7 separate regions of the Homo sapiens genome follow, and all the other regions are linked to region 6. Evidence: chromatin loops called from intact Hi-C (ENCODE). Cell type or tissue: sigmoid colon. All regions are shown on one strand. Region 1 holds the start of LINC00544 (long intergenic non-protein coding RNA 544). Region 2 has its middle 110 kb from the start of UBL3. Region 3 overlaps SLC7A1 (solute carrier family 7 member 1). Region 4 overlaps LINC00572 (long intergenic non-protein coding RNA 572). Region 5 overlaps UBL3 (ubiquitin like 3). Region 6 has its middle 3.8 kb from the start of LINC00365. Region 7 overlaps SLC7A1 (solute carrier family 7 member 1).

Evidence for each region. Hi-C counts contacts between places; a loop is a spot of excess contacts. Peaks named below come from ENCODE experiments on the same cell type or tissue, not always from the same donor. Only the 100,000 strongest peaks of a DNase experiment are listed, where the experiment ranks them.
Region 1: a loop joins it to region 6, with 4 times the contacts of the local background. A loop is called at or near these places in 40 of 110 quality-filtered maps.
Region 2: it touches region 6 in a loop (10-fold over the local background); 3 of 110 quality-filtered maps call a loop at or near these places.
Region 3: it touches region 6 in a loop (7-fold over the local background); 32 of 110 quality-filtered maps call a loop at or near these places.
Region 4: a loop joins it to region 6, with 4 times the contacts of the local background. A loop is called at or near these places in 39 of 110 quality-filtered maps.
Region 5: a loop joins it to region 6, with 8 times the contacts of the local background. A loop is called at or near these places in 103 of 110 quality-filtered maps.
Region 7: a loop joins it to region 6, with 8 times the contacts of the local background. A loop is called at or near these places in 101 of 110 quality-filtered maps.

The regions. Positions count from the first base shown.
Region 1 is chr13:29,935,535-29,939,534 of GRCh38, reverse strand. It overlaps LINC00544 (long intergenic non-protein coding RNA 544), which reads right to left and starts at 3,004. Exons shown (of 5, transcript NR_033889.1): 1 at 2,834-3,004; 2 at 2,254-2,333; 3 at 1,526-1,629. RefSeq lists enhancers at 3,571-3,690, 3,821-3,940. In sigmoid colon, no CTCF peak of the experiment used is centred here; no DNase peak of the experiment used is centred here; H3K27ac peaks cover 462 bases.
Region 2 is chr13:29,741,232-29,745,231 of GRCh38, reverse strand. No RefSeq gene overlaps it. Among named protein-coding and RNA genes, the nearest start is that of UBL3, 110 kb to the left of the region's middle. In sigmoid colon, no CTCF peak of the experiment used is centred here; a DNase peak (open chromatin) is centred at 1,801.
Region 3 is chr13:29,589,061-29,593,060 of GRCh38, reverse strand. The region is part of intron 1 of SLC7A1 (solute carrier family 7 member 1); the gene reads left to right. Among named protein-coding and RNA genes, the nearest start is that of SLC7A1, 4.6 kb to the left of the region's middle. RefSeq lists enhancers at 1-75, 76-577, 2,738-3,734. In sigmoid colon, no CTCF peak of the experiment used is centred here; no DNase peak of the experiment used is centred here.
Region 4 is chr13:29,922,277-29,926,276 of GRCh38, reverse strand. The region is part of intron 1 of LINC00572 (long intergenic non-protein coding RNA 572); the gene reads left to right. Among named protein-coding and RNA genes, the nearest start is that of LINC00572, 2.4 kb to the left of the region's middle. In sigmoid colon, a CTCF peak has its summit at 1,899 (motif pointing right); DNase peaks (open chromatin) are centred at 656, 1,567, 2,016 and 2,276; H3K27ac peaks cover 1,928 bases.
Region 5 is chr13:29,769,094-29,773,093 of GRCh38, reverse strand. It overlaps UBL3 (ubiquitin like 3), which reads left to right. Exons shown (of 5, transcript NM_007106.4): 3 at 896-982. Among named protein-coding and RNA genes, the nearest start is that of UBL3, 80 kb to the left of the region's middle. In sigmoid colon, a CTCF peak has its summit at 1,740; no DNase peak of the experiment used is centred here.
Region 6 is chr13:30,110,688-30,114,687 of GRCh38, reverse strand. No RefSeq gene overlaps it. Among named protein-coding and RNA genes, the nearest start is that of LINC00365, 3.8 kb to the right of the region's middle. In sigmoid colon, a CTCF peak has its summit at 1,546; a DNase peak (open chromatin) is centred at 1,557; H3K4me3 peaks cover 205 bases; H3K27ac peaks cover 1,044 bases.
Region 7 is chr13:29,506,148-29,510,147 of GRCh38, reverse strand. It overlaps SLC7A1 (solute carrier family 7 member 1), which reads left to right. Exons shown (of 13, transcript NM_003045.5): 13 at 1-734. Among named protein-coding and RNA genes, the nearest start is that of MTUS2-AS1, 20 kb to the right of the region's middle. In sigmoid colon, a CTCF peak has its summit at 1,833 (motif pointing left); DNase peaks (open chromatin) are centred at 1,827 and 2,558.

The DNA of each region.
Region 1 (4,000 bases), 180 kb after region 6:
AAACTCCCCTTGCACTATGCCCTGTGTCACATGCTCCTCTGTGATTTAGTTTTTAATGACTTTCCCTATTCTAGAGCATCCTTCAACACATCCAAAGGGCAGAAACAATGCCTTTTCCCGCACACGAGGCCTCCTCCATGGTGGGGAGTTTGTGCATATTTTCATTTTTTGCCAACTCATCGTCACAGATCAATCTCCCTCTTATTCATGTGTCCCTTACAATTTTAGTAGATCCTCACATCCCTAAGCTTGGATCCTTTCCTTTCAGAGGCTTTGCATACCGCATTTCCCTAACAACTCTATAACCACGGGGTGCTTCTAGGAGTTTTGGTCTTCCCTTTTTGAGGCTTGGCCAAGATCATAAACCAGACCTAAGGGTGCCCACCTCTGTCAGGTGAAGAGGACACAGCAAAGCCACCTAAAATTGTCTCCTCCACTGGTTTTTCACATTATCTGAACCTCCACTATCATATTTACTCTTGTCACAGTCACTGTGTGAGAAAAATAATTTTTTTAAGAGTGGAAATGAGAAGATGAAAAGGGAAAAGGAAAGCATCACAATGCCACCCTTTGAGCCAAGAACTTTATTTAATTTTTTCCATGTCATATGGAATTGTACGTAGTTTCAGGTTTTCTTTTAAAAGCCTTTTGGCTCTTGAGTCAGGCTAGAATCCTAGATATGAATCCCACCTCTGCTCATTACTAGCTGGGTGATTTGGGGCAAGGGGCTGAACCTCTCTGTGCCTCAGTTTTCTCATCTGTAAAATGTGATTAACAGCAGCACCTACCTCATAAGGTTGTTGTAGGATTAAATGAGTTAATACAGTAAAGTGCCTGGCACATAGTGAGCACTCAGAAAAATGCTGGCTGTTATGAGGAAAGCAGGATATCTGGGCAGGATTGACAAAGGAGTGTGGCCGCACAACCACACAGATTTCTGTCAATTGTCTACGTAATAACTGTTGCTTCCAAGCAGCTCTCTGGCCAAGCCTTCCCCTGGGGACCCGGGCACTAAGGACACGAGGAAGCCCAGTGGAAAGGCCAGGCCAAGGGAGCGCTGAGGTCTGGGCCTGGCTGAGCATCTCCATGAGGGGCCCTCCGACAGCAGGTGGGAGGGCGAGATCAGGGCAAAGGGGGCCTGTGAGGAAGAGGGGATCATTACAGAGAGAACCAAGAGGAGTACAGGGTCAGCTCAGCCCACTTAGCACCTTTGCACCTGCCGGCCCTGATGACCGGCCATGATCGTTCCATTTTGGGGCTTTTGAAGAGGTGGGGAGGTCCTGGGCCCAGCCAGGACGAGACTGGGGAGTGTTCTGCGGCTGAGTTTGGCTGTGTAATTAAAGCCCTGGTGTCTAGTGCCGAGAAGAAAAGAGAAAACAGCATTGGAACCCAACTGGCAGATGTGCTTGTTGTGCTGAGAGAAATTCACAGAACCTTGTGGTGCCATCTGGCTGAGAGCTGACTGTTTGCATGATGCAGTTCTCACTTAAGGAGGTGAAGCATCAAACTCCCTGGCCCCACCCACCTGCCTCTGCATCTGGGCAGCTGAAGGTAAGGGCACTCAGCAGCCCCGATGTAATGCCACATCCCAGTGTGCTCAGGAGGAAGCCACCAATCTTTGTTCTCTGCCTAAGGAAAGAAAAACAGCTAAAACAAAGCATTCTAGGACTGACCTTTGGTACAATGTTGGAAATATGAAAGAAATATAAATGTAACATTTTAAATTTCTGAAACGAGGAATAATTATCAATTTCATATACACAAAGTAAGCCCAGTAGGCAGGCCTACTAGAGCAGTGGTCTCCAAATTTTTTGGCATTAGGGACGGGTTTCATGGAAGACAATTTTTCCACAGATGGGGTCCGGGGGATGATTTTGGAATGAAACTGTTTTGCCTCATCCTCAGGCATTAGATTCTCATAAGAAGCACCCAACCTAGAGCCCTCACTTGCGCAATTCACAATAGAGTTCACGCTTCTATGAGACTCTTATGCTACCGGCTGATCCGACAGGAGGCAGAGCTCACGTGGTAACGCTCACTTGCCCACCGCTCACCCCCGGTTGTGTGGCCCGGTTCCTAACAGGCCACAGACTGGGACTGGGACCTGCCCGAGGCTGTGGGGTTGGGGATCCCTGTGCTAGAGGCTCTCAGAAGCATTCTCCATCTCCAGATAATATTCTGTCCCTCCACATGTGAAGGAGACACAGAGCTTTCCTGATGGAGCCTGGCAGGTCTGTCTGTCTTTATACACACCCATTGTATAGAGAAGTATTCTGGATCCAGGGTATATCATGATCATTGTCAATTTTCAGAACATCTCCTGGGCTGGTGAACTGTGGTTAGATAATAAAGAGTTGCTGGTGAAATGCCTCAGGGTGTGGTTAGAAAAAAGAAAGAAAAACAAGTGGTAATATAGGGTGCGGGGGGAGGTATGGGGAGGCTGGGTAACTGTGATTTTTAACTCAAGAAGGAAAAAGGGAGAGGAGAAAAAATGAAGACTCTATAGCTCATCTAGAGTGAGCCAAATTGGATCCCAAACACTAACACTTAATGCACTAAAAACTGTATAATTCAAACATCTCTCAACACAGAAGATGGGTACCACGTGTGTAACAAAACATAATTGAGCTGAGGTGAATCCCTGTCCTTAAAAGAGGTTTATAAGCTAATAGTGGTGATGAAGGTGAGGAAGACTCTTAGTTCCACTCAGAAAGTGAGAGGATCTGAATACTCCAGAAAAGGAAAAAGATAAGAGGAGAGATGAAATGAGATTGGCAAATTGTTGATGATTGTTGAAACTGAGCAATGAGTATTGAAAGGCAGGGATCATTACCTGACTCTTCTATCCAGGAGGCCGTTAGTGGACCAGGAAGTCAGGACAAGATCTGAGGTGAAGAGCTGGTGAGGAGTGAGACAGCTGCCAAGGTCCACCTTGTTCCCCTAAGGAGCTGAGCTCTTTCTCTTCCTTCCTTTTAGACAGGTTCATTAAAGCTGGCCCACTCCACATGACCTAGAAGGACTGGGTCAACCCTGAAAGGTTTGCTCCATAGCCCAGAATGACAACCTCTGACATCACAAATGCAGGATTGGAGAAGGCATAGTTGGCATGCAAGCCGTATTGATTTTTTTACAAATCAGAGCTTCATGCTTGCTGCTGAGAACATTTCACCGGGCCACGAAGCTGCTGCAGGAAGTTTTCAAGTCCTCTCCTCTACACCGTGACCTTAACTTAGAGAGCACTCTCAGCCCCTCCTCCCATCCCCCCGCACCTGCCCAGGTGGGCCCCACTGCTCTCCACACCCACACCCACCTGGTCGTTGCTCTCTACCGAGGAGGCTCTCCCTGCTTTGCTGTGCTTTTGTCAACTTTCCTGCAGCTTCCCTGTTCTGGGAGGCTGAGCTAGAGTGGAAACGACCAGCTTCCCCAAACAGGCAGCTCCGAGAAGGCGTCTGCTCCGCGTCTGCTCCCACTGAGCCAAGGTCCAGCCCAAACGCTCAAATTAGAGCTTGTTAGCCAATTGCTGAAAAACTGCAGGGGGACTCATTTGTAAGCAAACTAATGAGACATCCCAGGATAGAAAGCCTGGTTTTATTTTTAGCATTTCAGAGCTGACACCCCAAACACCTCTATAACCACCTGCCAGTCTGAAGAGGGAACAAGCAGAGCTCAGGATGTGGTGCCGTGCGAGGGCGGTAAGTGGAAGGAAGCAGCGCATGGGGAGGGTGCCTTGGAGACCAGAGGAGCACAGCAAGGGGAGGATGCTCAGCTCTCACACCTGCTCTGTCTTGGTCATAATGAAAAAACAGCTCTGACACAGGGAGTGTGTCAGAACACCACAGTACCCTCTGGGACTGTGTGGGAAAACAAAAAACAAAAACCAAAACAAGGGAGACTCCTTCCCTCTTAACCTCAAATGGTCCCTCTTAACTCCAGACCCTTGAGCGTCTTGCTCCGCCACTGCATGGGGCAGGTGCAATGTACTCTGTGATCTGTGATCTCC
Region 2 (4,000 bases), 370 kb after region 6:
CAAAATCACTTTCTTCATGACTCTCTTCTAGCCAAGAAATTATCAGCAGCTCCTTACCTGTGACCACGCAAGCCCAAGCTCCCGATCACAGGTCCCTGTCCTGTGGCTCCAAGCTCTCCACATGCAGTGAATACTGTGGAGTGGCTTGTTCAGCATCCATTCCAAACCCTTCCAGCATTCCTTTCACAAGTTGCCCAAATTGAGAGCTAAAAATTACATTTTTCTGACTCTACTGCAGCTAGAATCCCAGCTGTGAGAAGATTCCGACTGTCAGATGCACTTGGTGAGTTTTGATTCAAGGCTGAGGTATGTGGAAGAGAACTGGGGGGTGAAGCATCCATTTTGCCGGCGTGGGTTGCGACAAGGGCAGAGGGTCTGGTTTGGAGGCAGTGGCTTCCTGGTCTGGAGGCAGCTTCTTAATGTGGCAGCTGCCTGGTCATGACAGAACCCTCCGCTCTCTTGGTGACCACTTCTATAGTGTGGTTAAGAGTCATTCTTGGTTGGCCAGGTGCGGTGGCTCACACCTCTAATCCCAGCACTTTGGGAGGCCAAGGTGGGTAGATCACCTAAGGTCAAGAGTTGGAGACCAGCCTGGCCAACATGGTGAAACCCTGTCTCTACTAAAAATACAAAAGTTAGCTGGGCTGGTGGCCAATGCCTGTAATCCCAGCTACTTGGGATGCTGAGACAAGAGAATCACTTGAACCCGGGAGGCAGAGGTTGCAGTGAGCCGAGACTGCACCACTGCACTCCAGCCTGGGCAACAAGAGTGAAACTCCATCTCAAAAAAAAAAAAAAAAGAAAAAAAAACAGTCATTCTTGGAAGCTTAACCTAGAGACTAGAGACTATTTGTTTCTTCCTTCCATTGTCCAAGTAACGTATACTGCTAACCCCTTTCTGCTTTAACTGTCTAGCCTGGCATCTGGTTCCTGCGATTATTATCTCTGACCAATCAATGTATTCTACTATCCAACTTTAATCCTCACTTTCCCCCAAAACTTATCAGGCTAGTCTCCTCTCTGGTTCCAGGAATACATCCTGTTCACTCCCACCCCTGGGCCTTCACTCTCATTCTCATTTGGCCCCTGCCCTGTAATGATCTCCACTGGGTCCTCTAATTCCAGATCTACAGCCATATCTGTCTCCTGGAGCTTTCTTTGACCCCCTATTGTTCCTACTGATCATCTCCAAAGGACAGGAAGGCACAGCCCTGAGAGTTGGGTGCAGGTTTATAGTCTCGACTCTTCCACAGTCCAATTGCAATACTGGAAAAACCAGCCCTCAGTTTCCTTCGCCATCAAACCTGGAGGCTGGACCACATGAACACTGCATTCTCTTCTAGTTCTAAAGTTGTTAAGACTCTTACAGCTCCAAGAAAAGCCACTTTCCAATTCAAGAGAGCCAGGCTGCTCTTAAACACATTTTATTTCAAATTCTGTGACATCTTTATTTCCTGACACCTTTTTTCTGCAAGGTTGACTGTGCACATGTGGAATTGTTTATTTTAATTGCTGGAAAGTCCCTGCAGCTGGCAGAGCCAGGCATTGAGTGATGAGGAACAGAATCTTTTTTTTAACAAGGCAATTTCTTCTCCGAGTGTGGTCACTGCTTTATGGACAAAATAAACAACCTGCATATGTTCAATTACCCGGCTTGTCTACTGAGACCTCCTGGCCATTTCGAAGGCCTGATTGGTGAGGATCCAAAACAAGCTCTCAGTCCACGTTCCAAGAAAGGCAGATGACGAGGCCCAGAGGACACAACGCTGGGCCATGCTGGGCCTCATTAGAGGCTCCACGAAAGTCAGCATGGAGGAGCAAACGCTTCGGAGCCTCGGGGGTGATTGACTTGGCAGAACAATTAGGTCTTGGTGTGAGATCATTCCCAGCCTTTTCCTTCGGAGTAAGAAAGAGAATGTGCTGATTTCCACACCACTGCAGAGGCTGTCACGGTCACGGAGCGGCAGGAAGGAGCACACCAGAAGCCTCTCTAGGCAGGTCCGCCACTCACCAGGCATGGGAGACGCTCAGTTAGTTTTTATGCCCATTTGTCCCAACTATTCTTAGCCTACTCTTTACCAAGAGCTACATCCCTACATTGCATTATTTGAATCATACTATGGAAGGCCTTCCTGGAACTTGATTGCAGTGTTATCTTTATTTGTTTATTTATTTTTTTGAGACAGAGTTTCACTCTCATTGCCTAGGCTGGAGTGCAGTGGCGTGATCTCGGCTGTGAACTCCGCCTCCCGGGCTCAAGTGATTCTCCTGCTTCAGACTCCCAAGTAGCTGGGATTACAGGCACCTGCCACCATGCCCAGCTAATTTTTTGTATTTTTAGTAGGGACAGGGTTTCACCATGTTGGCCAGGCTGGTCTCGAACTCCTGAGCTCAGGTGATCCGCCAGCCTCAGCCTTCCAAAGTGCTGGGATTACAGGCATGAGGCACCACATCTGGCCAGTGTTATCCTTATTTTTTTTATTTTTATTATTATTATTTTTAAGATGGAGTCTGGCTCGGTCGCCCAGGCTGGCGACCTGGGCATGGTGCAGTGGCACGATCTCAGCTCACTGCAAGCTCCGCCTCCTGGGTTCACGCCATTCTCCTGCCTCAGCCTCCCGAGTAGCTGGGACTACAGGCGCCTGCCACCACACCTGGCTAATTTTTTTGCATTTTTAGTAGAGACGGGGTTTCACCGTGTCAGCCAGGATGGTCTCTATCTCCTGATCTTGTGCTCCTCCTGCCTCGGCCTCCCAAAGTGCTGGGATTACAGGGGTGAGCCACCACGCCCGGCCTATCCTTATTTTTAAATTATTATTTTTATTTTTCAGAAATGGGGTCTCTGTTACCCAGACTGGAGTACAGTGGTCCAATTGTGGCTCACTGCAGCCTCAAACTCCTGGGGTCAGGCGATCTTCCCACCTCAGCTTCCTGAGTAGCTTGTGCCACCATGCCCAGCTAATTTTTTTATTTTCAGTAGAGATGGAGTCTCACTATGTAGTCCAGGTTGGTCTCAAACTCTTAGGCTCAAGTGATCCTCCCATCTCTGCCTCCCAAAGTGCTAGAATTACCTTTGATCAAGGGATGACATAAAAAATAACCAGCTGGAAAATGCCTCTCGTTTCTTCATATGCACCTTACATATGCATCTCGGAAGCCATGGATGCTACTTTAACAAACAAAGCACTTAAGTGGCCTAATTTGGGGTCAGGAATGACTCCAGACTTTTATCCTATTTCTATCTTTTTTGTTCTCTTCAGTGCATTGGTGCCTTCTCTTACACACACACACACACACACACACACACACACACACACACACATAAAACCTTGGCCCAGATTCACGTGTCTGGGAGGCCTGGCCCTGCTGGTTGATTCTGACCCTGGCCTGGGACTGCCTTGCGGTTTTTTTTCTAGTAATTGCCACTCACTCCACATATTGCCCCTACTCCTGGACACCTATCTCCTACAACCTGAACCCACGTCATCTTGACCCCTCTTCCCAAGGGAGGGAGATTAAACAGTTCCTGAGTGGTAGAAAACATCGGACATAATTATAGTGATCCCATAATTGCAAAAGATTTTCATAGAAAATTTCTCAGAAAGTTTATCTTGATGAATTGCTTTGACCTATGACCCACTGTAGCTATTTTTGGCTTATGTGTTCATGAGTGCACTGCAGAGATGGACAGGGCATCCACACCAAACAGGAAAATAAACATTAAAATTGGGGCTTTGTGTTGTCTGACCCGCAGCTGCAAAAATGCCAGGATTTTAAGCAACAGGACAGGTAGAGCCTAGCCCTACCGGATGGGGTAGGTGCATGGGGTAGGGACCAAATGCAAATTTGGTCCCTGGTCTCAATTCCCCAAAACTGCTATGGGGATCCCCAAGACGAGCTCCCAAGTAAAAGGTAAGAACTGTAGCTGTAAATATTTGAGAATGGTCTCTAAGATCATAGACAATAGTGAAAGCCAGAAAAGAATGTTATTGCACAGCTT
Region 3 (4,000 bases), 520 kb after region 6:
ACCCGTCCAGGCTGCTGGCCTCCTTCCCCTTCACCTAGCTTTACTGGCTCCTCTCGCCAAATCTGGGGGGTCTCTTCAGCCTCTGTCTCCTTGCTGCCCATGGCCTCCCTTTGCTCCCCTGCCGCCTTCTAGTGGGCCGCCTGGTGGTGGACTTGTCCTGTGGGATGGAGACCCTCCATACATGGGGTTCAAAGGTCCTGGGGTATTCCTGGATCTTCAGGACATCTGCCTACCCTCAGGTTTCCCAGGCCTCGGGTGGGGAGGCATCAGATCCCTGGCCAACCTGCTATCCACCCCAGGGTTTAGACCTCTCTTCCCGTGAGGGAACAGAGTAGTAGCTTCATTTGTGGCAGATTATCTGCCTTGTGATAAACTTTAGTGGCCTCCCTTTCTGTTTTGCCATAATCTGCCTCCTCCCCCACTCCCATACCCATCTACAAAGCAGCCTTGAAAATAACCACCCCTGTGGTTCAGTGTGGGTCATGATCTGTCAATCCAGGCTTAGTACATTTCCAAATGGAATTACCAGAAGGATGGGCATCAAACTGGGAAAATGATTTGGTGGCTTGCTAGCCGTGTTCCTTTTTCTCCCAAGGCATTCGTTCAGATGTGCAGTGTTGGCAGACCCAGGGGATGCCATTTACCTGGCCCACTGGTCGAGATTTGGTCATCCCAGGAACTTGGGCTTCAGAAAAGATGTTTCTGGGCTTTGGACCAGATTCTGGCTGGTCTGTGGTTTGCCCCTCCTGCCACACCCAGTGGCTTTCATTGGGCTTTTTTCCTCTAGTTATTGTCAGGAACAGTGGGGAATGGCAGGTATTGCATTTGGTGAACACACTGGATAACTGGAATCAGAGCCGTGTGACTGAGGGAAGAGGCCTTCACAGCTTCAATGCAGAATGGGATGATTATCTGCCCTGAAACGAAGGATGCTTCTTTGAGGGGAGTTGGGACCAATACTGGGAACAGCACCGCTCCTGGCTTCTCTGGCTTTGCTTCTCTCTGAAGTAATTTAGACTTCGTGAACCTTACATACTGGCTCCATCTGTATATTGGGAGAGCCTGTCCCTCTCAGCCTCACAGTAGTGAAGTTAGGAAGCATGGAGTCCACAGTGTTCTTTGAAAGAATCAAGGCACCAAGTCCATGCATTTACATTTCTCTCTTGAGATCAGTCCTTTTGTTAGCAGCCTGCAATTCTGACCACGGCAACCAAAAATTTCTGACCGTGGCAACCAAAAATCAAGCGCGAGGAAACCTGGGGGTTTATTTGGAGGTGGGAGAGGATGTCCCTTCTTCTGGTAGGACTATGTCTGGCTACATTGTCTTTCCATTTTTTTCTGATTGTCCCCTTGCCCCCCTCCCTTTTCTGGGGGCACAGAGGGCATGGCAATTTTGTTTCCTAGCTTTCCATATTCCTACTGCAGTGCTTTCTTCAGAATACTTGTTCAGATCGGATTCTTGGCTGTGAGGGCAACCAGCTGCTTTCCTGTTTCTTTAAAAGTGGATCCCACACTGCCGTGTCCTGCACAGTGAGTTCTGCATTGTAGAAACCATCTAGCAGTGGTGACTCAGGGAGTGGCCTCTGCTCGGTATGGGGCCTCTGCAACATGAGGTTATGGGGCTTCTACGCTGTGGGGTCAAAGGAGACATCATGATCCCTACTGGCAGAAAGAGCAGAGCCCCAGAGTGGGTTCCACTTACGGGGTCAGTGTCTTTTCTGAGATATTCCTCAGAACCACATTTAAATTCTTTTTCATATTGTTTGCATAATAATTGCCTTCTAGTGCCTACTTTATAGGACTGAGAGGATTTAAATGAGATAATCCATGTTATGGATTTAACACAGCCTCTGGCACAAGTCTAAATGTTGCATGTAAGTGTTAACTATTATACTGGAAAGAAGGCTCAGTTCCTTGATTTAGGTGTGGGAGAAAAATATATATATATTTTGAGATAGGGTCACACTCTGTCACCCAGGCTGGAGTGCAGTGGTGCAGTCACAGCTTGTATTAGCCTCCACCTCCTGGGATCAAGCGATCCTCCCACCTCAGCCTCTGAGGTACCTGGAACCATAGGTGTGTACCACCACACCCGGCTAATTTTTATTTTTTATTTTTTGGTAGAGAAGGGATCTCATTATGTTGCCCAGGCTGGTCTCAAACTCCTGGCCTCAAGTGATCCACCTGCCTCGCCTCCCTAAAGTGCTAGGTTTATGGTCGTGAGCCACTTAGCCTAGCCCTGAGAAAAATAATTTTTACAACAACTTAATTTCGCTCTCTCATTTTACCAAGGCATTAAAATGTTGTGCTCTTTCCTTGGGTGGGTTTCTAAATTAGAAGGGGCAGACATAGTCCCAGGGTGCTGGAGGAGGGATGCGGGCCTCTGAGGCATCTGCTGACAGGTTCACCATCCCATCTGGTCCCAGGTCTGAGGGAAGGAACAATAGTCTCTGGGCTGTTTTGGCTCTGACTGCCTGGATGGACTTGAAGCCATCTCTCTTTGGAATCCTGATGTCTCCCTGAGCATGGGGTGCAGGTTTGCTTAGGACTCAGACCCATGCACCTTGCGCTCAGTGACTTCTAGGACTCCTGGGAAACAGAGCTCTCAGCCCCTTTCTTAGTGTTTGCTGTGTGTGGGTATGTGTATGTTTATGTGTATGTGTATGTGTATGTGTATATGTATGTGTGTGTGTTTGGTGGGGGGCAGGACGGGAGTGACTGCCCTGGCTACAGTCATCCCAAACATGTTGTTCAAATTACTCCGAAGCCCTTGGGTTTTAGAAAAAGCAAAGCTGAAAAGCTGAAACTCTGGGCCGTGTTTCCCACCTCACTCATCCCGTGCTTGGGTCTGTAGGATAGGATGTCTCCATACAGCACAGGGGTGGTGGGCGACACCCACCTGGGGGCAGCAGTGAGAAGGCAGGGGCTCATCCTCCCCACAAAGTGGCTGGAGTTGATCTGTTATGGACGTGTTCGAAGTGTCCTTCTCTGCATCTTGTCTGCTTACTGAGTGCCATTAGCCAAAGTCTGTTAGGCCAAGTAGGAAGGAAGGGAGGGGCCCTGGGGCTAGGTAAGATCAATCATTGCAAGCACTTATTTAGTGCTCACCATGTACTCTGCGCTTTATCTATGTTTCATTTGAATCTTCCTAACCACCCAGTGGGATCGGCCCTTCTGGTGTGACTGATGGGGAGAGGGGAAGGCAGGTGGCCCACGGGCACACAGGTAGGCAGTCAGTGGCAGAGTGAAGATTGGAACCCAGATGTCTGCCTGTACCTGGACTCCAGCCTGTCTCGGGATAGGCCTGGCCTGGCCTGCCCTGTGTACACTGAGTGGGAGGCAGACAGATCTGAAGCCCATCTGCCTGCGTCCCTCTGTTTCTGGCTGAGTCCAGGTGGTGCTGGCACCGGTCACCCGCCCCAACGCTGGAGGGCACCCTGCCTCCCCTCTCTTTGCCCTGATTTCCCTCTGCTGTCTCTGAAAGTGGGTCTTCCCCCTCCCAAGTCCAGGCACCTGGCACAGCTGGAGCCCTGGGGTCCTTGGGGCAGCTGCGCTGGGACGTGGCCAGTGTCAGGAGCCGGTGTGTGTGACGGAGGCTGGGCTGCATTCTTTCTGGGTCAGTAGTTTGGCATTTACATCACCAGCCTTTGGCTGGATGCAATGCCTCCTGCCCAGACCACAATGGAGCCTTGTTTGATTTATCACCATCCAGCCACGCCCACACTCCACCTCCATCTCCACCTGGGGAGACCCCTTTGCAGGGGGTCTTGTGGAAATCAGAGACTGTTCGTAGGGGAAAGTCAGCTTCCTTTTCTGTGTTCCATCCTTCTTAAGGCCAGTGGCCGCTGTCATCCTGCCCTTGGCTTGGCTTTGCTGATTTCTACAATATCTTGCGGAGGTGCCCCCTTTCCTTAGAGGATGCATCTTTAACACTCTCAGAGAGGCTGGGGCAGGAGCTGTCCACACCAGGGCCTGCAGCAAGGGCCCGTCTTCCCCAAAG
Region 4 (4,000 bases), 190 kb after region 6:
GTGTGCATGTGTATCTCTGCATGTGTGTTTTTGTGGGGTTTGTGTGTATGCATTAATGTGTGTGGGGGCGGTATGTGTGTGTTTCTGTGTGTGTGTGTGTATTGCTTTTCTTCTAGTCTCCTCCTCCACGCCATCAGCCCACGCAATCCACACCTCATAAAACAGAACCCACATCTCCATCCTACTACAAGGAACTGGAGAAAAAAGAAAAAAAAACAAGCAACAAACCCTCCTGCCAGTCAGAGCCCAAGGAGAAAACTGGATGTAGATTTCAATCCACCCTCCCAGGTCTGCAGGTGTGAGAGAAGGTCACCTTTCTTGAATATCATGACAGTTTTCAGTGTGTGTGACTCATCTATGTTATTCCAGTTCTCCTTCATTAGGGGGATAAAATGCTTTTCTATATTTAATGAATGCCAGTGATTCAGGAGTTTGAGAGAGGTGGGCCCTAATTAGTCAAGCAGGGTTTCCATTACACAGAAAGCTTGAAAGGAAGGATTTTGGCTATTCCTGTGCCAGCAGCCAGAAGCCCAAGCCACACCAGAATAGGGAGGCGTCGTTTTGTTGTCAGTCACCAAGAGAACCAGAGAAAGAGTTGTGAAACCAGGCTAAGGCCCTGGCACTGGCTTCCTTGTCTGTAAAATGTGAGTGCTAGACTGGAGTTCTGGATCTCTGCCAGCTCACAGATGATATGACTCTCTAAAGTATTTGGTCAATATTAGGCAGTCCCCACTGGAAAGCTGGCTTAATAGACAACTTGCAGGCTTAGTCCTGAGAAAGCCTCATGACGTTACTAAGGAATATAGTAGAGAATCCAAAGAGGAGAGGGAGAACTCTACCTACTTTGGTGGAATAAATAGGGTTTTTTAATGAGAGAAGAGTAAGCCCTAGCCCAAATTGTGTAGCAGCCACGGTTCACGTCCAGCTCCTGCATAATCCTTTTTCCCTATCAATCTCAGTAAAGGATTTAAAATCAGTGACTTCTTGTTTTGATGGTTTTGAAGTCACTGTTTTTCCGTCAAAGGGGTATGTGCATTTAAGTTTTATTTTCAGCTGTGGGGTGGAAGGCCTCTCTCTGTGGCAGGAACTGCAGGCATGAGCAGTGGCTGGGGGAATGGGTGTGCACAGCTGCAGCCTCAAGGTCTCAAGCCTGATGTCCTTACTTCTGGTGCAGGGACTTTGTAGATTGGGAGGCCCATTCTCTCTCTCTCTCTCTCTCTCTCTCGCTCGCTCTCGCTCTTGCTCTGACTCTCTCCCTCTCTGCTGATGGCTTATGCTTTCCCTCAAGAAGCACTCAGAACTTTCTGCGGCCGCTCCTTGCTGAGTACAGCTGGCAATCCAGATGCCCCAAGTCCCCCAGCAGGAGTCCTTCCCAGAGGAGTCCTTCCTCCATGGAAAGACACACCAGGAAGCCCTCCTTGGCAGAGGGCTGCCCTCTTTTGCCCTGAGCACCCTGGAGCGAGGCTGGAGTAGCTAGGAGCATGATGAGCAAGTGGGGCTCTCCTCTCTGTTTGCATTCCATTTGATGAGGCAGCTGGCGAAGCTTCTCCCCCGTCTCAGCTGCAGGGTGAGCAGACTGCGGCTGCTGCCTCTGATGTGCTCACCGGAGCATCACCTGCCTCCAGCCAGGAATTCCACCTGTTCCAGTGACACCAAAGATGTGAAGGAAGGATGTCCTCATCCACCTCAAACAACTCCCAAATGAATTTCCTTCTTTTGAGGGGGCTAGCGACAGGAAAAAACATGGCATCACCAGGCACTGAGCACTTTAAGCAGACAGAGCCTCTTGTAAAATAGGAAGCGGAGAGCCTTTAAGTCGCACATGGCATTAGCTGCCATGTCTTGAATTTGGGCAGCCAGTCCAGGCAGGCAAACCCAGCTGGAGAGGAGCAGGACAGGGTGCCCAGCAGGGGGCGCTGTATTGCACGTGCCCCCGGAGACAAAGGCTGCCAATGGAGGGGTGGGTCCTAGCCCCAGCAAGGACGCCAGGAGTGTGACTCAGGTGCTGTTGTTGGTTAGAGGAGTGGCTAAGGCAGGAGAAATCCTGAATCATGCTGTGGCCACGTGGCACCAGGATCACACACTTGGTGAGATTGTGCTCATGCCCTGAGCCATTTCCTCATCCAAAACAAATATTTGAGTTTAAAGAGCTGAGTAAAGCTGCAGAACGTTTTGTAGATTTATCACATTTTCTCTGCTGCAACTAGAGGCCTTGGAGAGCCTTACTTGTGGCAGTCCACACAAGAACCTTGTTTCTGTAAGTAGTTTGCACTGAAAGCCAGTGACTTCATACATAAAGAATGTTCTCTCTGGCTGGCTCGCCCAGTCTCCACTTCTTCTGTTTTGTTTGTGTAATTGGTGCCTAGACAGAATTTTCAAAAGCATTCACCCAAAACTGAAGGGCCATGGGGTATATGGCTTGGGAACAGTCTCCTTCTCCAGCCTCGCATGCCATTCTAGGGCTAGCCTGGCGTTCCCCAGCTCAGAGAAGGAACCCAGCAAGTGCATGACTGTTGGAAGGCAGGTGTTTGTCCTGTTTCTGTCGCAGGCATGATATGTGATCTGGGTGACTTACTTACCCTCTCTAGCTATTAGTTTCCTAACCTGTAAAAATTATGTCCAAGATCCTGTCCAGCTAAACTTTTAAGCCTGTCTGGATTAGGCTCAAGGCATTTTGGGGCTTGTGGAAGCAGCTCAAAGTTGGATCTGTGGTTTGAGTCTCCTTGGGGTGTCCTCTACCTAAGCCAGAACTCGGGCTCTGGAGCAAATGGAGCCAGTCCTCAGAATCACCTTGATATTTCATGGGCCTTTCATGTGGGTTTTTAAGTGACTTAAAAACCCGGGCTGTTAGAAAAACAACAGCAACCACCAGAGACCATCTGGAACTAGAAGAGTCTAAGGGAACAAAGAAAGAGGGAATCTAAGAGGACATGGGTAAAGGGGGATTCCTCAGAGCAACTGCTTCACAGCAGTCATTTTATGATGAGATTTCCATTTTTCCAATACTCGTATCTCCAAAACACATATTCCGTCTCTCTCTCTTCAGAGATCACATTGCCTCTGCCTTTTGGCATTATCTGCCATGTCTCAAATTTAATCAGCCTTTTTTCCCCTTTGTCTTGGCAATAGAACCACTGGTCTCAATGCTTAGACTGTGAGTCTTGCAGTTCAAAGAGAGAATTGAGTCAGCAGAACAGGACTGACTCAGCATTCCCAGGTTGGCCACAGTGGGGCCAATTCTCTGGTCCATATTTTGGCCTAATTCCCATTGAAATCCAATGCCCAGTAAGAAGTACAAGCTTTACATCTACAATTATGAACAAAGGTTTTTAAGCGGCTACAGGGCAAAAAATAGGGATCTGCATCTCTCTATCAGCAATTACCCTAGACTTATTATTATAATAGCCCAACTGTCCGTGCAGTTGCTCACGTGGGCCCAGGGGCCAGGCCATTCCTATGCATGCCCTCAGCTCAGCCCTCCCCACTCATGGCTGATGGGATCAGGCCTACCACTCATCATGAGTTAGGGAGGAGAAATGAGAAATGGAGAGCTGGAAAGATTTTATGTGTTCTTCTTCCCCTACTACTCACCACTAGTTCATGTTTTTATTACTTAGTAGTAAGTTATCCTGAAGAAGTACTTTACTGTTACAGAAATAGAAGGAAAACCAAGAGGTATTAAGAATGCTGAGTCATCATGGGAGCTTGGACGGAGTGACCAGGGGTGAAGTTACAAAAGGTGAAATGTACATCTCTGGGTATCAATAGTAGGATATTCTGGAGATTGAATTGCCCCGAATTACAGCTTGTTACTCGAGAAATAAGGGCCCAAGGGACCTGTGGTGGAAGTGGTAAGCTATCTAGTGATTTGCAGGGGTTATCAACCCTGGATCTGCATGAGAAATGCTCCACAAAAATTAGTCACAGCTATACCGCACCCACTGAACGACGGTTTCTGGAGGGCGGGTCTCAGGCATCAACATCTTTAAAGGCTCAAGAT
Region 5 (4,000 bases), 340 kb after region 6:
AAACACATTAGAATTGTTGACAAAAAAGACAAAGGAATTCTCAGATCATTACTAAACTCAAAGCTTAAATTGTTACATCTGCAAGCTCATGAAAATTACTAAACCTTTACCCTATCATAACACTAGTGTCCTTAAACCTTTATTTTAATGGAGTGGTTTCCATCTTTTACAATAATATAAATTATAGGCTGAAGTTAAATATTCTGTTACCCATTCTGCCTACCAGTTTGTCTTATTTTCTTTGTGTGTACACTTTTCTAGCTTTCATGTTTGTACAGTACCTCCAAATATATATAATTTTTTTGGTTTCTTCCAAGTCTTCATTTTGGGTGAGGTGAACTAAAGTTGTATCTTCTCTAATGTTTACTAACTGACTTCAGATAGACAATAAGATAATATATCAACATTATCCAAAAGTAAACAGTTTTTTTGTTATTCTCAATATCAATATATTAACTGTTTTTTAGATCTTTGTTAAGCCTGCTGTTTTCTAGCCTTAAATGTACATTTTAACAGGTACAAATATTGGAGCATTATAATACTATGTGTTAATTACTGGTAATTGAAATTAATTTTAAAATGATATTTCTTTTTACTCAGTAGGTCTTTCCCAACTCATTTGTATTAACTTTAAACTTGGGGACTACAATTTGGTACATTTTAGTATTCTTTAAGAAGCAAAACGAGTCTTTTTGCAGCTCTTGCTACTTAAAAGAATAAGTAATAACCAAGGTTGCGGTAAATGTATGAATAGTGACTGTTTCTAATAGTAGTAGGAAGCTCCAAGGGCCTTCTTTGTACTCTAACTGATTTGGATCTGAATTTTTAAAACAATATAGTAGTACCTTAATTATATGTTGGAATATACCTAACCAGTACACTGGATTCTTTTCAGACTGGGAAGAAGAGCAGGTCAGCAGTCCAAATATTCTACGACTTATTTATCAAGGACGATTTCTACATGGAAATGTCACATTAGGAGGTAACAGCCACCTTTGTAATGGGATTTAATGTCTGTCTCATGGTAGCATGATTCGCTTGTTTTAAATGTTAATGTCTTTGAATTTGCTAAAAAAAATGATAAATTCAAACTATGAATTCTGCCTATTTCTGGTATGCCTACTCCTTCACATTGTATATTCTGTTAAATTTAGTTTTAGGACTGTAGTAAGTATTTACTACCTTGTGAAATAAACTCTATCCCAGTATAGGTAGGATTCTATACCTACTATTTTTTAAATGTAACGTTATTATATTTCCAAATAATATATAATTCAGATGTAGTATTTTAAACTTAAGACTGGACACACAAACTAGGAAAAATTTATGATAGTTTTCAAATATATGAAGGGATGTTTTCAGATGTTTCTACCTGATACAGTTGCTAATCATGTGAGAATAAAGTAGGTGGCTGACATTAGAGCAGCATTTTAGCATAATAGTTGAAAGAACAGATTTTGGAACTAGACTATTTAAGTTATATGTTAGCTGCACTACTTACTGGCTGTGTAAACCTTGGGCAAGTGACTTAACCAACCTGTGTTCCAGTTTCCTCATCAGTAAAATGGAATTACAGTAGTGCCTACCTCATAGGTTAAGAAGGGTAAATTACTTTATATATTCAAAGTGCTTACGTGCATAAATGGTGCTTGGCACATAGTAAACACCTTAATTGTTAGCTATTATTGTTCTTTATATATGATTGGAGAAATGTAGCTCAATATTGCCCCCTTATGGGGTATATTTTCTACCATCAACAGGATTTGATGGTAGTTTTGAAAATAGGTATTTCAAATATATTCAGATAATTGGAAACGTATAGGCAAATGAAATGGTCTATCTAAATATATATTTCACTGAATATAGTCTGAGTTTTTCCTCTAAACCTAATATTTAATCTATTTTTCCTTAAAGGTAGAATATTTGCATTCATTCATTCAGCATGTATTTATTAAATTCTTATGGGCCAACACTGTGCTAAGCACTTGGGAATACAGGATTGAATAAGACAGAAGCTCTCCCTTCAGGTTGCTCTAGTATTACATAGGACAAACAGATAAAATGCACTGGTAAAAATCCTGGGCAATAAGGGCTAAAGTAGATGAATGCAAATGATTTTATGACAATGTCAAGTGAGTAAAACATTTCAGGCTGTAATCTCACACTGAGTTTCACTGGTAGTATTATAACTGGTCTAAAAAATGCTGCTATCTACTAAGAGATATCTGGCACTTTAAAATGGAGCTTTTTTGATTTGTAGCTTTTTTTTTATAGCTTTTGTATAAATAGATGGACCAACTCTTAATGCTCTTCATGTAAGAATTGACTGTTAGCTCCCTGGCTATATTGTACATTCATTAAGGATGGGACCATGTTCTAGTCTTTTTAAAATTCTCCATGGCTCATACAAGATCTTATGTGAATTAAAAATTGGTAAATGTTGGTTGAATTTAATCTATCGATTATATGAGTGAACCTTGAAATGCTCCATTTCCCTTTTGAGTATTGATCTATGTGAGCAATTTCCCACCAACTCCATTCCTTAATTATCTTTTCTGTTGTGACCTCAGAGTTTGAACTTCATATTAAAGCTCATAGAATTTGTGTTAAAATCAAAACTATTGATTTATTCCCACTAAAGTATAATTTTTTACCAGTATTTTTTTGAAATCTGTTTTAGAATAATGAACAGATTGACTTATGTAATTATTATTGTAATTCTGTGTTGCTGTCCTTCTTTTCAAAAACAATAAACTATCTCTAGTGTAGAAGCATGGCCTGGACCTCCGCGTTAATAATTGTAGCTGGATGTTTGAGCAAGTTTGGATAACAACATTCAACTATTTGTCTTTTGGGTCTCAGTTTTTCTTTTTAGCCTCCCTGTGTTCTTCAATGTGAATAATAAAGAAGATAGCACACAGGGAAATACAACCATCTTTAAATATTTGAGTGGCCTGTGTGGAAGAAGGCTTTGTGTGGCCCTAGAACTTGCTCTGTATAGCCCTGTGAATTAGACTTAGGATCAGTAACTGAAAATCAAAGACAGTTTTCTCTTCAATATAGGAAAGAATATGTGAACATGTTGAGCTACCTAAAGAAAGAATAGACTGCCAGGGAAAGTTAGTGAGATCTTGTTATAGGTAGTGGTCAAGCAGTGGATGACCACGAAGTAGTGGGTATACAGCCATGGGTGGAATTCAGCCATTATGCAGACAAAGTAGGAAGCCTGGGCATTCTCTGCCATTCTTGAAATTTTCTGCTTAAGTTTCAGGTTGAAATGTTTGGTTATCAAATGTCTTAAAACATAGCCCTGAATCCCCCCTTTTTAAAATAGAACCTTTATAGCCATATAGAGTTTCATTTCATTAAAGGAAAGGTGTGACAGCAGCCTTGTTAATCGGAGGGTGAAGAAGATGATCAGCTAAAGCTTTGGCATTCAGTATGGCCCAGATTAGCATTTCCAAAAATGTGGCTCTGAAATAGTGGGCATGAGACTCATCTAGGATACTTATTTTAAAATGCAGATTTCTGCATGCCCTCTCTCCCCAACCCCCATCTCCTAATTTTACTAGTGAATTGAATTCCTGGGTGATTTTTATGTACGCTAAAGGTTGAAAACCTCTATTCTGGATATTGTACTGTGTCATAGGAGAGAGCAGAAGCATCCACAGTGAAAGGAAGAAAACGCATTTTAGATTCTGGTATTCCTCTTCTTTCACATTTTTAAATGTTATTAACATCAATACCTACTATTTCTAGTTAAAATTCAGATGGAGAAGAAAAATAATAGCTCCCACGCATTACATTTGTAACTTCAAATGGTAAGCCTCTCAGGAGCTTTCCAGGCCTGTCTTGACATTTTTTACATATATATCTCAGTTTACCTACCTTTTTTCTCAGATTCATTTTCCTTGCTATCTCAAAATGATGATGGTAGTATATACTGAATGCTTTCTTTGTACCAAGTTCTGTGCAAAGCACTTTGCTTGGATTGTTTGAT
Region 6 (4,000 bases):
GAGCCATCCCCTGCAGCCCTCGTGCCTCTCTGCCCTTTTTTTCCTCTTACAAAAACAAAATGTTTCTAAATTTCCAGCCAGGGGGCCCTATCCTCAATAGATCTGTCATTCACTGGGGCCCTTGAAATCATGGGTCATTGCAAGCAATTTTCTAAACTTCGTTTTTAGCTGGGGAAACTCCCCAGGGTCTGTGGTCAAGGGAGAGCAGGGGTATTTAAAAGCTGACCCTTGTAACCCACTGCTCTCCCTTCTCCTTTGAAGATAAAGGGAGGGCGGGGTTCTGAACACTGACTCGAGGAAGTTTGGGAATTCTCGTGCCCACGTTCCTGCTAAGGAGTGGCTAGTGGAGCGTGAGAGCAGTTACTGTGAGCCAGACCCGTGCTAAGCCCCACATTGAAGGCATTTCGTGCTCCAAGGAATCCGATCACTCTCATTTTACAGAGGACAAAATCAGGGCTCAGCGAGGCCTGGTCATTTGCCAAAGCTTACACACCTAGGCTCTGCCAGAGGCACCCTTGTCACTTAACTCCCCGACTGAGTCCCCTTAACCTCCACCCAGAGAGGAGAGGTTCCCGGAGTGGTTTAAGAGATAACAACTCCCCTATTGACGGGGGCGAGGAGTAGGCAAAGTGGGATCCCCAAGCCATTGCCAGAGACTTCCGGGTTCAAGAGTGGTTCAAGAGTCCTTGTGTACAAAAAGAGCAGATAAAGAGTTTGCTTCAGGCACTCTCAGCATCAAAGTCACCTAACATTTGCCCAGCTTAGGGGGTGGGGGGAGTTTGGGGGGTATATCAGTTTGCTAGGCATAGTATAATATCATAGACTGGGTGGCTTAGACAACAGACATAGATGTTCTCACTGTTCTGGAGGCTGGACGTCCGAGATAAAGATGTAGTCCGGGCGTGTTTCTCCAGGGCCTCCTTGGCTGCCTTTTGCTGTGTGCTCACATGGGTTTTCCTCTGTGCATGCACTTGTCTATGTCCAGATTTCCTCTTTGTATGAGGACACCAGTCAGATGGGATTAGGGCCTACTCTAAGACCTCATCTTAACTTAATTAACTCTGTAAAGCTCTTATCTCCAAATACAGTTACATTCTGAGGCACTAGACGGCAACAGGATTTTTTGGGGGGGGGTGGGGAGAGGGGTAAAATTCAGCCCTAAGAGGGGTCCAAATAAATGTTACTTGTAAGATACCACACCTTGAAAAATGTGTGTTCCTATTCCGTATGTAAATCAGTCAGGTTTTTATTTTTGCACATAAACATCTTTCCGAAGAACAGAGAGCCCTGAGAAAAATGCCCAAGCACTCTGTACTCTGTCTATTCATTGTTTTTTAGGAGTCATGAGTCTTTGGTTTGGCTCAAGCAAAATCATGTGTGAAATCCAATAAATGGGAAGTCTTTATTGCTCAACCGCTTTTGAAAAATATCTATCATTGAGGCCAGTTTTTTTTTTTCTCCTGTCAGGTCTCATGATTTTCTACTGAAACCAACTCTGGAGTAAAAGGCTTACGTTGGCAGGAGAGTGTAGTACCTAAGGGCGGACGCTAGATGACGCCCCGGGTAGAGGCAGGGAGGAAACAAAATGTCTGCAGCCTCAGCTCAGGCTTTGATTCGGCTGGAATGCGTTCATTCATTCTTGAAGTTGGAGTTTTTCAATCAAAATGAAACCTACTGCTCTGACTCTAATGGAAAAGTCAGGGTTTTGTTTTGTTTTGTTTTTTAATGGTAATGAGCAGTATGTGATCTAATCGAGGAATTATAATTGATCGATGCTAAAGTGATTATTACCAGGAGCTCTCGTTTTTCTGTTAGACATCTTCAGTGGCTGTTCTCTTTAGGAGAGCACGTGCTTCCTAATCTCTTCCTCCCCTCGTTCCTGCAGGGCTCCCTGCCTCCCAGGTGCAGGCTCTCCCTCTGCAGTGGCTGAGCAAAGTCTCACGTCTCTGCTGAATACACCGGCATGTCTGTAGGCGGGGGACCGTGTCAATTGAGTTGTATGACATAATGTTGGAAAAAGAGGGGCTTCCGCAGAGAAGAAGATGAAAAGGTGCTTGTGACCTGGAATGCTTATTATGCCAAATTTCCCAGGCCAAGAACTGTGGCGCTGCATCTTAATTTAGTTCTGGGTTTGGAGCCGTGCGGCATCAGGATGGGAGAAATGGCTACAGAAATGACTCCCACAGCTTCTCATTCATTTGTTCCCCTGGGGTATTGCCAGGTTGGGAGAGGGAGGCTGTAGGTTACAGCGATGTCTCCTCCACCTTAGTGTACAAAGGAAAGGGCAGGACAACAGATGGTTTATGCATTACTTGAAAATGTTCTCCTGAACCGTCCATACTGTCTTTAGTCTGCGGGGTCCAGAGTCACATCAGGCTTATCTTTTAACACTGAGTGCTCTGCACTCTTATATTCACTGGGAAAAGCTGGATTGTGCAGTGATTCCCAATCCTGGCTCCATGTTTCACCATTCGTGCTGCATGGTCTCCAGCTATTTCCCGTCCCCATTCGTTCTTCGTCCTTCTCTGCCCTGTGCAGACCCCTAGAAGCTGTTCTTTGTGACCTGCTCCAGTCCCTGTTCCCCTCTCTTGCCCTCTTGCTTCTTAGCTGGGCTTGGCCATTGGATGGAAGGGAGAGAAGTGAGGGTGTCTCTTCTGTTCTCCCCCTGCTGGCAGTGGTGGGTCCTTCTGGGGCCCCAGCTCCAGTTAGGCAGCCCCATGCCCTGCTGCTAGCTCTCCCTGGTTTGCTAGAACACCGCTTTCTGCCTTTGCCCCTTCAGGCTTCAGGGTGAAACGGCTTCCAGCTCTGCCATCCCTAGTTAGTTTGTTTATGCCTCCCCAGGCCTCTGTAAATCATCTCTTCATTAAACTCTCTTCTGTCAGCCTTTTGAGGGGCTGGCTCTTCCCAGCAAGCCTTTGTTTGAATCACTGTCCAAGCAAAGTGGGATTCATAGCTGAACTCTTTGAGCCTCCGTTTCCTTCTTTCTGAAGTGAGAAAATTTATGGCTGGGTGCAGTGGCTCAAGCCTGCAATCCCAGCACTTTGGGATGTCAAGGCAGGAGGATTCATTGAGGCCAGGAGTTTGAGACCAGCCTGGATAACATAATGAGACCCTGTCTCTACAAAAAACAAGAAACAACAACAACAACAACAACAAAACCTAGCTAGATGTTGCGGCATGCACCTGTGGTCCCAGCTACTCAAGAAGCTGAGGAAGGAGGATCCCTTGAGCACCGGAGGTTGAGGCTGCAGTGTGTTGTGATCATGTCACTGCCCTCCAACCTAGATGACAGAGGGAGACTCTGTCTCAAATAATAATAATAATAATAATAATAATGGGAAAATTATTAATACTACCTACCTTATTGGTTGTGAGGATTAAAACTAGTGGCATTCAACAGGTATTCATTTCACATAAAAGATTCCACTTACCAGCATAATGAATGGCATAAGTCAGGTACTTGATAAATGTTTTTATTCATTTGTTTTGACTTTTTTATGAATGGAGAGATTAATGAATTCACACTGAAGCACCTTAGGTTTGAACAGTAAGTCAATGAGTGCCATGCTCACCTGATGCCAGCAGGCAGCATGGTTCAGAGCAGAGACTCCGGTGCCAGATTGCCTGCAGGAAATCTTGGGCCTTCCAAGCTCCCTGTGAGCAGTCTGTGCCTCAGTTCCCTCATCTGTTCAGTGTGGCTGGTGTTAGGAACCCTTCTCCTGTGGGTGGAGAGAGGATGGATGAAGTCATGTGCATCAGGCATGTGTTTTTGATGTTTTCTGGAATGTAGGAACCAAAGCTGCCCCCTCCTTCCCTCTTCGTGGCTCCTCCCTTCATAATGGAAGCTGCCGAAGTCCAGCTGCTGTTTGCGCGTGTGCAGACCCAGGATCCTCTGAGACAAAGCAGCAAGGTTCAGCGGGAACCCTGCAGGTGGCAAGGGAGCAAGGGTCTCATCTGTCTTAGCAGTAGCTTGAGATTGGCCCCTGCAACTCCGTGGCAG
Region 7 (4,000 bases), 600 kb after region 6:
GCTGAAAACCCCACAGGAGATGGAGTACCTTGGCCAAGCTTAAAGAGAAGATTTTCTCAGGGTATTTATTAGTGTGTCCAGCAGGGTCAGGAAGCAGGATGGAAAGATGCACTCAGACTGTTAATTTATTAACAAGGCAAATGATTTTGTGTTTCTTGATGACAGACTATTAAGTTTGGGACTTATTTTCCCATTTGAGAAGTTATAATATATATTTAAGATGATAAGTTTCCTGCTTAAGTTGTGCCTTTCAGCTTCAATGAGTTTAAGGAGCACTAAGGGTAATGATACCAATGAGGGTTGGTTTATTATCAAACCTGAATAGCTGTGGTTTCTCCAGTAAATATTTTCTTCTACTGAACATGGAGCCATTATTAAGAGTTGTGTGTTTTTTATTATGTACATTTGTATATTTTTTTGCTTGTTTGATGTTCTATTTTTCTAATAGTTTTCTTTTAGTTTCTTAAAGTTGTGATACTAGATTTAGATTCTGATGCTAACTGCAAATCAGGTTGGTCTCTGCTGGGTCTCTCCTGCTTTTATTTTACTTTAAGGACAAGTGTAGTTGTCGTCCACCACCTTTCAAAAAATGTGAAACTGCCCTGCCTCCCCTTTTTGCTGACAACACTGTGTACATTGACCACTTCCTACCATACTTTATGTTGTAAAATCAAACTCTTTTGTGGTACATTATCTCATGCTTCTGCAAATTCGAATAAATTCTATGGCTTCCATGTGCATGGTGTGATCTCAAGAATCCTAGTGGGTCTCTCCTGGGACCCAGGCCTGGAAGTGCCCCATGGAGAGTTCCAGATCCCGCTCTGCTTCCCCACAGCCCGTGACTTTAGTCCTATCTTCTCACTTTCCTGTAGCCATTTGGGGAAAATCCTTATTCCAACAATTTGAGCCTCAACCAGAGAATCCCTTGAGCCCCCATTTTGGATCTCTGATACTGTCTGCAGATTTATTTGGCTTTGGGGCCACAGAGGTCTTCCTTCCAACCAAGCTGTTGGGATAAAGCAGCTCAGAGGCTGCCAGTTGTCAGGCATTTGCTGAAGGACTTGGTCTCTGGCAACAAAACGCCCTCACCTGTTGCCGCCCCAGTCTGTGCTGGCCTGCACATACACTATCCTGTTAGAGGGAGCAGAGTGCATGCAGGGCGGAGGGGCTGTCGGGGAGTGTAGCTATCCTGGTAATTGTTACTATCTCACTCCCTCAACTCCCTTGAGAAAGGATCCATTTTTGCACTAGAGGCAAATTCAGTCAAGTGAGCCTTAATTCCCAGACAGTAAAAGGCAGTGATTCACAGCAGCTATACCAGAAGATCTGCTGCCCAGAAGATAAGGTTTGACCTTTGAGTTTTGTCAGCTGATGGATGGTGCTGAAAGCAGACACCCAGGGAGCTGTGCAGAGAGGAAGGCAGGCGAGCTGCTCTCCGGGCCCCAGCGTGCCTATGATCTGGAATATGTGATGAGCGTCTGCACCTGAAAGCATCATGCACATTTCGTGTTCCTTGGCCACACAGAAAGCCAGACCACAGAGCTTGCGTGGTGGGTAAGCAAGCTCGTGCAGCGTGCCCCTGGGACACAGGTTGGGCGTGGTTTCTGGCCCAGTGTAATTACTGCGGGAGGTTCTGCTGCTGCAGAACCTGATTCACAAAAGGGGCCAGCTTCGCAAAGCAGCCCAGAGAGCCTGATAGATTCCAGAACTGGGAAATAAGCATGGGGCATGCCTTGTTCCTGGATTTTTGTATGTGTCCTCTGGTCCCTAAGGATGACTTTGAGCCAAGTGCAAGGTGGACCCCAGTTCCTGCAGCGCCACACTGCCACCTAGTGGCTACTGCTTGGTGCCGCACAGACAGCTTGAAAAGGCCATGCCAAGTCTTTCAGCACTCTCTTCGAAAATCCTGACCGGTGGCTCCTCAAGGTCCTGTGGGGCGATGCCAGGCTGTAGGCTTGAGGGGTACCACCTGGAGAAAGTTTTCCCTTGCACATTTTGGTTATGAAGCACCTCTGGTCATTCAAAAGCTGCCTCCAAATGGCATTCGCAGCAACAAGGAAGCCTGTGGAGCCATGGCCTGGGGTGCTGGCCTGGCTTCCAACTTCAGCCCAGCCCTTACACCACACAGACCTGGGCAGGGTCTGAGGCTGCAGCAGGGAGGGCTGGAACCAACTACAGATAATCCCATCAACCCCTGTTCAAAGGGAACAGTTCAGTTTTACCAAATTAAGCCTGTCCACTCAGCCATAAATACAGCCATTTAAAAAACACAACGTGAGGAAAAGTCTTCAGGAATGAAACAGGCAGTATGTTTGCTGATGAGGGGAACAGCTTTTTGGCTCTTGGTGTGGCTGAGCACTTAATCCCAGTGGATCTGAGACTGCGTGGGGAAGAAAAAGCTGTGCTGGGTGGGACTTTGCCATGGATGCTTTTAAATTCTCCTTAAAACAATGCACCTGATGATGAGTGCCAGCTGGTTCTGAACCGCTGCTCCCACAGTGCAGGAGGAGGGACGAAGCCCAGTGCCTGCCGCGTGAATTTGGCGGTGCAGTCATGTGAGAAGCCGCTATGCACAGTCAGCAGCTGCGTGGCAGGTGCTCTCTTCGTGTCTGTGGTGTGAGTGCCTTAGAGGGAGGAGGCATGGGCACCCAGGAGGTCTGCAGACATACAAGGGACAGGGCTGTCTGAGCTCGGAGCTGTAGGGCATCCCGACCCTGCCTGGCGCTGGCACTGGAAAAAGCTTCCCGACTTAGTGAGTGAGGAAGATTGGCCTGCATCATCACGCTGCGGTGGGAGTGACCCAAGCCTGGCCTCAGAAACACCAGGTGTCTGTCTTGGTTTTATTTTATGAGGTTTGGGGCAAGAGGTTTGAAAGATGCAGACTGGCTAACAAAAATGTATTTAGCAAATTTAATTTAAGTGAATTAACATGCTCTGTCTTAACCACCAGAATGGCTTACCAGCCTTCGGGATTGTGTGTAGTGTGTGTGTATCTGTGTGTGTATGTAAGCATTTGACAGACTCTCACGTGGGCAGGATTCTCACCACTTGGTGGTTACAGATGAGGTGACAGGGTGCAATCCCAGAGTCATTGCTCGAAGTGTACACACTGATGCAGCAATGGCTTTGAGAACATCCTTCAACTTCAATCGCAGGTGGGAAGCTGTCCAACCATTTGGTTTCCACCTGTGCTTAACTCCGTAACTCCCTTCTTGCTAGGGGGATGCAAGTCTCCCACGAAGGGAGAGCCAGCTCTCAGGGCTCCTTGGCACAGAGGAGGTCAGTGAGTGAGTTGACTTCCAGAGTCTCCTCTGCCTACTGCAAATGAGCCGTGGAAGGGGACACCATTCTCCATGGACAGTGGAAAGCTGGCTCTAATCTCACCTCCTGCTCGTGTTGGTGGCTGCCACCCATTTGCTCCTTTGTTATGTGGAGGTGCTGCCAGCTGCCTTGTTTACCGCATAAGGTGGGGTAAGGACAATGGGAGGGGGTCATTATGAAAGTGAAGGGTGCTCAAGACACCCCAAAAGAAACAAACAGGTTAGGACACGTGGCCAGATAGATAGATTATTAATAACTAGATTGCCATCGATATACTGGGATGACCCAGAGGTGGCCCTGGGGTGTTCCCTGTGAGGTCCGGAAGTGAATTTGTGTCTCCAAAGGGTCTGTTGTTCACTACTTGTTCAGGAGGGACTTGCTGATCTCGCTGAAATAGCTGCCACTCCCACAGACCCTGCAAAACCACCACAGGGAACCTGCGAACCCAGCTGTCTCCCTTGTGATGGTGCCAGACACCTGTGGGACACTTCGAGGTCCAGCTGGCTAAACCGGCTGCAGCCCAAACTGAAGGCCATCGGGATGGGGGGAGCAAGCACTTTCAGGTTGAAATGAGTGAATGACCTTTTATGTCCTCCTTCCAGCCAACTCCAGCGCACCCGGCCTTGCAGAGCAGAGGCACTGAGCTCCCAAGTCCAGGGGAGGGGCTGCTCAAGCCCCC